Linked DNA regions of Mus musculus: region 2 is linked to region 1. A link is a contact called in ENCODE POLR2A ChIA-PET data. All regions are on one chromosome and are shown on one strand. The core of a region is the stretch at or near the end of the contact, and the rest is flanking DNA. Distances in the headings are between cores, read along the strand shown.

Region 1 (3,528 bases), core at 694-3,193:
TCCTCTTTCACATCACTTATTTTATAGCCCTGGCTCCTTTTCTACCTTTGGCCATTGGAACACAAAGCTCTCCCCAGTCTTCTTGTTCGGCTCCTAAACTTCTCTCATCAGTTGTTTCTTTCTCACCACTGACCCTGTTAGCTGGGCTTTTCCCCTGTTGCAAGATATGTCTGAACTTTAATCATAGCTCCATTCTCTCATCGAGTCGCCAATTGCTGTGCGAGTTTACAAGCATGGACTTTCATCCAGATGTACGTCACTAACGTAATAATTTAAATAATGCTTAAAAGATCAACCACACCTCGAATAAAATTATATAACCTGTAAATCATTTAAGTGGTATGCTAATATTTTATGTTCTAAAACCAAGAAGGCCACACCCCTCTGAAACTGGAATGCTAGCTAGCCCTTTGGTGTTCTCTTCCTCTGCTGCTCTGTGCTCCAAACAGATGTCTGAGTCTCTTTCCAGCTAATACACAAAGCCATCTATTTGAGTAACTCTTCAGCTGTTAAAGCGGTACTAGGTGCCCTCTAGTAGTTTATAAGCTCCAAAGTGACTCACAGAAAACACACCCAAGAGTAAAAAATTCATTTCGGAGAGGCTAGCTGTTTAGAATTCATGAAGGCTCTAAGTTACCGATTTGCATGTTTGTTAGGAGGCAGAGATCTGAGGGAATAGAAAGTAAAACAAACAAACAAAACCAAAACAATCTAGGGAATTTTCCTGCCTCCCGACAGATACTCCACTCCGTGTGAAAGTTAGCCCTGCCTAAGGCATCTAGTTGGTTTGGTTTTTGCTCTGCCTTAGGAGAGGTGTCAGCTTAATAACAACGTTAATTATAATAGACAATAAATGATAATTTATGGGCGATCAAGAACCAAGAGGCTGTGGGAGCCTTCATTAAAACCAAAAGCAAACAGTACAACCATAACCTCTAGAAGCACACTTATTAGATATCTATATACCCTCATCAATCTGCAGTTTTTATTGAAAGGTCCCTCCTTTGAACTTTTTATTATGGAAAAAAAATTTCAAGGCACACAAATGCACTCACAATTCTGTAATGCAGTCTCTACTACCCACCGCCCAACTTCAACAAGTCAGCTGTGTAACCAACTAGTTGAATTTAGCTTTTTTTCTTTCCTGAGTCAGATCGATTAAAAAAAAATTATCTCGGTAAGCATCTTGGAATGTTAAGAGCTTGACTGTTTATTGCAAAATACACCGGTGGTACAACTAAGAAGTTCAGGACGCCCTTCTGCACTCCTGGAAACGCTGTTACAGAGTTATGTGACCTCGGATTTTCGGGGTGTGACCAGAGGCGACAGCCTCGGGCCTCGCCTAGACTGAGCTAGAGTTCCTAGGCAGCTGTGGACCCCGGCACGTAACCGAGCACCACAAATGCCACCCACCCAAGCATGCGCAATCCAGACCCCAGAGTTGCTAAGGCCCCGGAAGAAGATAAGAGAGTCGGGATATATTGAGAGCCAATCAGAGGACGCAACAGCCAGTCGGCCAGCCAATCCAGATTCGAGATTAAATCAAGTCCTCAGCAGTCGGCTTGCCCCACCCTTGTCCAATCAGGGAGCCCGCTACTTTGGGCGGACTTTTCAAAACAGCGAAAACAAAACAAATCGGGGGACCTTTAAAAGGTGTGAGGCGTCCAGAAACTGTCTCCTTCCGCTCTCCGATCGGCTCGCTCATCTTTGCTCCCTTCCGGTTCCATTCTGAAATGAGGCTGGAATCCAGATTCCACTCCCTACCATAGATCCTGGCTCCGCAAGGCCAAGAGGAACAGAAGGGGCCAAGAGAGGCTGGGAACTGAGGCTCGGAGCAGGGACTCTTTTTCTCAGATCCACTGGGCGAGCGAGCGAGGATCCCTCCGCGCGCAGTCACGCGCCCCGCCCCTTGGGGGCGTCGCAGACTCAAAACAAAAACAAGGGGTTTGCTCAGCTCCGGAGGCTGCGGCGGAGCCGGGAGGAGGTGGCGGTGCAGGGCGGGCGCTGAGCCCCGCTGAGGAGCAAGATGCAGCCGGGGCTGTGAGGCCGGGCGGCGGCGGGGAGGTCGGATGCGGGTCTCGGGGTGCCGCTGAGGAGGCTGGTCCCTGAGCTCGGAGACGGGTCCGGACGCCCCCGCCGCGCCGGTCCGTGACGCCGGGGCCGACACGGTGAGTGGGCCTCCCGGGTGGCTCTGGGTTTGGTGGCTCCGGGTCTGGATCGCGGTTTGCTTTGATGGTGGAGTCCCCCAGCCGCAGCTGAGGGACTGACAGGGGCTCCAGGGTGTTCTGAGGCTATACGGTGGGTTGACAGCCCCGGGGCTTCGCACCGTTACTGAGCCCAAGTATTAGGCTACTGCTCGCTGCGGGCGTACTGGACTCCCCACTGTCTCCCCAGCATCCCCCAAGCTACTGGGCCGCCCTGTCTCGAGTTGCGGGGCTCGTCAAAGCTGCAGAAGCTGCGGGGGTAGCTTGGAGGTGGGCTCCGCGACGGGCTCCCGGGGCGGGGCTCCGAAGCCGCCTCCTTCCAGTTCTTTGTTCAGTCTCGAGACTCCCCCTCCCTTCTCTCCTATTGTGCAACGCCCCGCCCCAGAACCCGCTTCGGTGGCTTCAGTCTTCCGGTCCCCCGCTTTCCTCTAGGGCCTAGAGTCTAGTTAGAAGTCCCTGCTGTGCTGTCCAGGTGATGCGGACAGTAGGGGACATTACGCTTCTTGGACACTTTTCCTGTACGTCAAACGCTGTCGGCCACAGAGCTGATCAGAACTAGCCCTGGCCAGCGGAGGTGACCGAGATACTGCCCCCCCATGCCACGCCTCCATGTCTTTAGGGGAGGATTCCCCTGAGGCTGGCGGACGTGACCGATCCCCCCCTCACCCGGTTCTGGCTTGCGTGATCTGGGGCGCCCCTAGCTGGAGGGATCGCGGCCAGCTCCTTCTGCTCTCACACCCTACGTATCCGGATTATATTCTTAACCGGCCGCGGTGTATTTGCTGCAGATGAAGGATTTGGGGGCCAAGCACTTGGCAGGTGGCGAAGGGGTTCAGCTTTTCGGATTGTTGAACTTCTACCTGGAACAAGAACAGAGATACCAACCTCGGGAAAAAGGGCTGATCTTGATGGAGGCTACCCCGGAGGTAAATTTGAGAATTGATAGGACTTGGGGGAAGGTGGGAAGGTAACTTTTTGGTTTTCCTCGTACCAAATCAGTACCAAAGGCTAAAAAGTTAAATCCAAAATTGGCCTCACCGTACTAAGAAAAAACGTGAAACGTGAAAGGGTTCTGCTTTTGTTTTTAGTGAATGTGGAAGTTATACCAAGTGTACTGTAGAGGCGTTTCTTCTGGTGGTGGGAAATTCCTAGAGAATATTTCTAATAGGATCTTAGATTGTGTCAGAAAAACCTCATCAAGGAACCCACATTCTGCTGTAACTACCTTGGGTGGGGCAACACTTCACGTTATATTGAGTTGGCTAAAGTTCTGTATTGGATAAATTTTAAAAGTAGTGATTTATCTGAACGTAGTGTGATAGCT
Region 2 (3,528 bases), core at 399-2,898, 140 kb before region 1:
GAAGCTGACTGCAGGGTCAGCACTGGAAAGCCTTGGGAGATTTTTGGCTGTGGAGCACAGTGGTGGACCTAGCTTCCTTCTTGTGCCTATTTGTTTTGCGTGAGGTAGGCCCAGCTACACAGTCTCGTGTGGACTGAGGTGGAAGAGTCCAGTATTCTAAAGGAAGTGTTTGGTGGGAGAGGAATGGAAAGTGTGGGAAAAGGCTCGAGAGAATGACGGCTGATTTTCACTGGCAAGCTTATACCATGTTATGTAAATGTGTGATTTGAAATTTATTTAAAGTTGGTTTTAAAATATGCTTCCATTTTTTGCACTGCTCTTATGGGAAAATATTAATGCTTAAGTTAGATGACACCTGGATGCGATTTCCAAAGCCTGGGCAAGTTCTTGTAAGGGCTCCGGGGATGGATTGCAGGCAGATAAACGCAGTTCTGTGTTGGTTCCCTAGTGGCTGTCCCCTTGAACTTTGTTCCCAATTGTGAGCGGCAGGAAAGTGCATGTAAAAGAATGTGAGTGAATTAAAATGGCTGCAGAAATGGGAGCCTAGGTAAATAAATTATCAACTGAAACAACTTAAAAGAAACACCACTAAGCCCAGGCTAGCCCAAGCTAGCCCAGGCTGTAGGAACATAAGTGTTCATGGGAGTAAAATATTACTAGCAACAAAATTTTTCTTTTTTTCTTTTAAATTTATTATTATTGTGCATATGTGTGTACTTGATGGGAGAACACGAGTGTAAGTCATGGAGTTGGTTCTTTCCTTCTGTCTTTACATGGGTCCTGGGAATTGAACCCAGGTCAATAGGCTTCTGTGGCAAGTGACTTTATCTACTGAACCATCTTGTCAACCCTATAGGTTTGTTTTTTTTTTTTTATGTAAGCTCAGAATTGTATAATAATGTTCCATCAGCAAACCTGTGTTTGTGTGTGTTTGTGTGTGTGCACGCGCCTGTCTGTCCGTGTGCATGCCTGTATGCACCAAGTAGTGAACATCCTTCTCTCCTCCTCCAACAGAATGTGGGAATGACTCTGGACCTCCCTTCTTTTCTTTTTCTTTATTAACTTGATGAGGTGGCGGTTTCTTCCATGTGGGAGGTAGGAGTCTGGATAGTTGTTCTCCTTACTGCCCAGAGGGGCTTGGCCACACCTCTGTGCTGTTCATCCGTGGGGTCTGGTGGAAGCAGAGGATGTGATAGGAATTTCCCTGCTTAGCCATGTGGTTTGCATCAGTCTGCTTATTGACCTCGCCCTTTTCTTTCCTCTCTGCCACTGCTTGCTCTTGCTTCACTCAAGAGAAGAGAGGCACCTTGGTGAGCTTGCGTGAGTGAGAGTGAGCATGGTTGCCACAAGCTGCTCCATCACTTACAAGTTATAATTTTTACTCCTTTTTAGCTTTTGTTTGTTTTTGGGGGATCAGGGCCACGTGTAGCTCAGATTGGCCTTGAACTCACATTCCTCTTGCCTCAGCCTCTGGAGGCCTGAGATTATTTGTGTGCACTCTCATCCCAGCCCCCAGCTTTCTGTGTGTGGGCACAGTAAGGAACCCATTCCAGCAACAGCTGTGGGCCCTCCTCAGCTTCGCTGCTCTCTTCCTGCCTGCTGGGACCCTGCCCTTAGCATGCACTGTTCTCTCCATCTAAGCTGCCTGGGGTCTGTGGAGTATGACTAGGAGCCTTCGAAGTCCTCCGTCTCAGAGGAGAGTGCAATACTCCCAGTGCTCTACTACGGTCAGCATATATCTGTGCTACTCTTGTTTATAAAAGGCTACTGAGAACTGGCTTTAGAGACTCCCTAGGGCTGCTGATTCCATGGTGACAAGGATTTTGCTGCGCTTGTTTGTTACTTACTCCTTACACAACAGTCGGGGGCCGAGCATTGGAGGAGTCCTTACTAAAGCATATGTCTAGAGCGGTCACATACTGGTTTTCTCCCACTTTTCAAAGCCCCATTTACACTTGACCCCTATCGTATGCTTGATGCAGTTCAGTCCATACCAATCGCTGTGGGTCCTCTCCCTGTATCCTACCTTGTATTCTGTTGGGCAAGGCAGGTTGTATAGACTTTGTGACGATGTACTCTCTGCCATTCACTGTCTGTAAACATATAGCCTTTTTTTTTTAAATAGGTGGTTTGTATTATAGTAGGTAAAGTTCAAAGTAAGATGAGTAAGAAACACTGGATTCCTGAATTTGGGAGACACGTGGCTAGTCGGTAGTGGTGCACTCCTTTAATTCCAGCACTCTGGAGGCAGATGCAGGTGGATCTCTGTGAGTTCAAGGCCAGCCTCATCTACAGAGTGAGTTCCAGGACAGGCAGGGCTACACAGAAAAACTCTGTTTTGAAACAAACAAAAACCAAGAAATACTCTTCTGGGACGTCGACAAGTATGAAAATGTAGTGTACTGTTAGTTTACAGATATGGTGGGCATCTGTAAGGAATATATAAATATAAGGAAGTGAGAGACGCTCACTGAAGAATGTGGTGTTCTGCTTACAGGATGCACAGGTGCCATGTGGGGCGCTGCAGAAGTGGGTATCCTTTGAGAAGATCTGATTTTAATTGTGCAGTGTAAGGTGTGAGTGTTGGGAATCGGGTAAAACTGGTTTAGACTCTGGCTTTGCCATTTAAGTGAGTTTGGTTTCCCCATCTGTGAAATAGAGGTCCAAACCATCCGCTTCACAGGGAATGAAGCAGATTTTTCTTAAGGGCTGGATCTGCCTGTAGCCGTGACTGTTCCTTGCCTGAGGAAGGAGGATTCCACTGACACCCTGAAGGGTGGATGGTGTGGCAGCCTCGGAGATCCTGCTGGCCTTTGCTAGTGCGTTTAAGTTCTGGCGTAGTAGAAAATGGTGTATGGCTTTCTGTGCCTCGTTCAAGGGAAATGTTGGACCTTCTCTTTTTGCTTCTTTGGTTAGTTAAAAAAACATGGGGCCAGAAAGATGGCTCAACTAACTGTTAGAGCACCGAACTCCGGTTCGGTCCCCACCACCCACATGGCAACTCACAATCACCTGTAACTCCAGTTCCAGGGGAGCCAACCACCTCTCTGGCCTCTTTGAGAACCAGACACACACAGGATGCCAATGCATATGCGCAGGCAAACACTCATACTCGTAATAGTAAAGAGAAGAATTCTTTTTAAGAAGTGGAGGAACTCGTGTTCTTTTCTAAGTGTTGTGGCGTTCACCGAGCAGCTTCCTTCAGCTCTGAACTGATTCCCTGTGCTTCCCCGCGCTGGTGGATGGAACACAAAGCAACTTATCACCGTTCTCCCCTCCGTGGTGACTGAGGAGTCACCAGTCTCTCTGGCCGAATGCATCGGATTTTACTGTGGTTCGTGAATATGTCTGTTGCGATGACTCATGAATTAGTATATGGTTTAAGTGAGTAGGAAGCTGGAGAGAGGAGGAAGCTGGGAGGAGCCATCAAGCCTCATCTCCTTACCTTGTTGGTTGCAGCTGCCGCCTTGTGCTAACCCTGCTCCTGGTCACAAGTGTGTGCGTTAGACATAATTGTAACAAAAGGGG

The links. ChIA-PET counts read pairs that join two places held with the same protein, here RNA polymerase II (POLR2A).
Region 2: POLR2A ChIA-PET joins it to region 1 with 15 read pairs in embryonic stem cell. The contact joins the enhancer-like site here to the promoter of Ccng2 in region 1. POLR2A ChIA-PET finds 5 or more read pairs at or near these places in 4 of 5 experiments (Patski and embryonic stem cell).

What each region holds. Positions count from the first base shown.
Region 1 is chr5:93,265,630-93,269,157 of GRCm38, forward strand. Ccng2 (cyclin G2) reads left to right here and starts at 1,944. Exons shown (of 8, transcript NM_007635.4): 1 at 1,944-2,168; 2 at 2,993-3,130. The coding sequence starts at 2,993.
Region 2 is chr5:93,123,028-93,126,555 of GRCm38, forward strand. All of the region lies in intron 1 of Septin11 (septin 11), which reads left to right. Among named protein-coding and RNA genes, the nearest start is that of Septin11, 31 kb to the left of the region's middle. Within about 2 kb of position 1,649, at least 1 of the 3 ENCODE cell types and tissues checked has a DNase peak (open chromatin) inside an H3K27ac peak, as active enhancers do.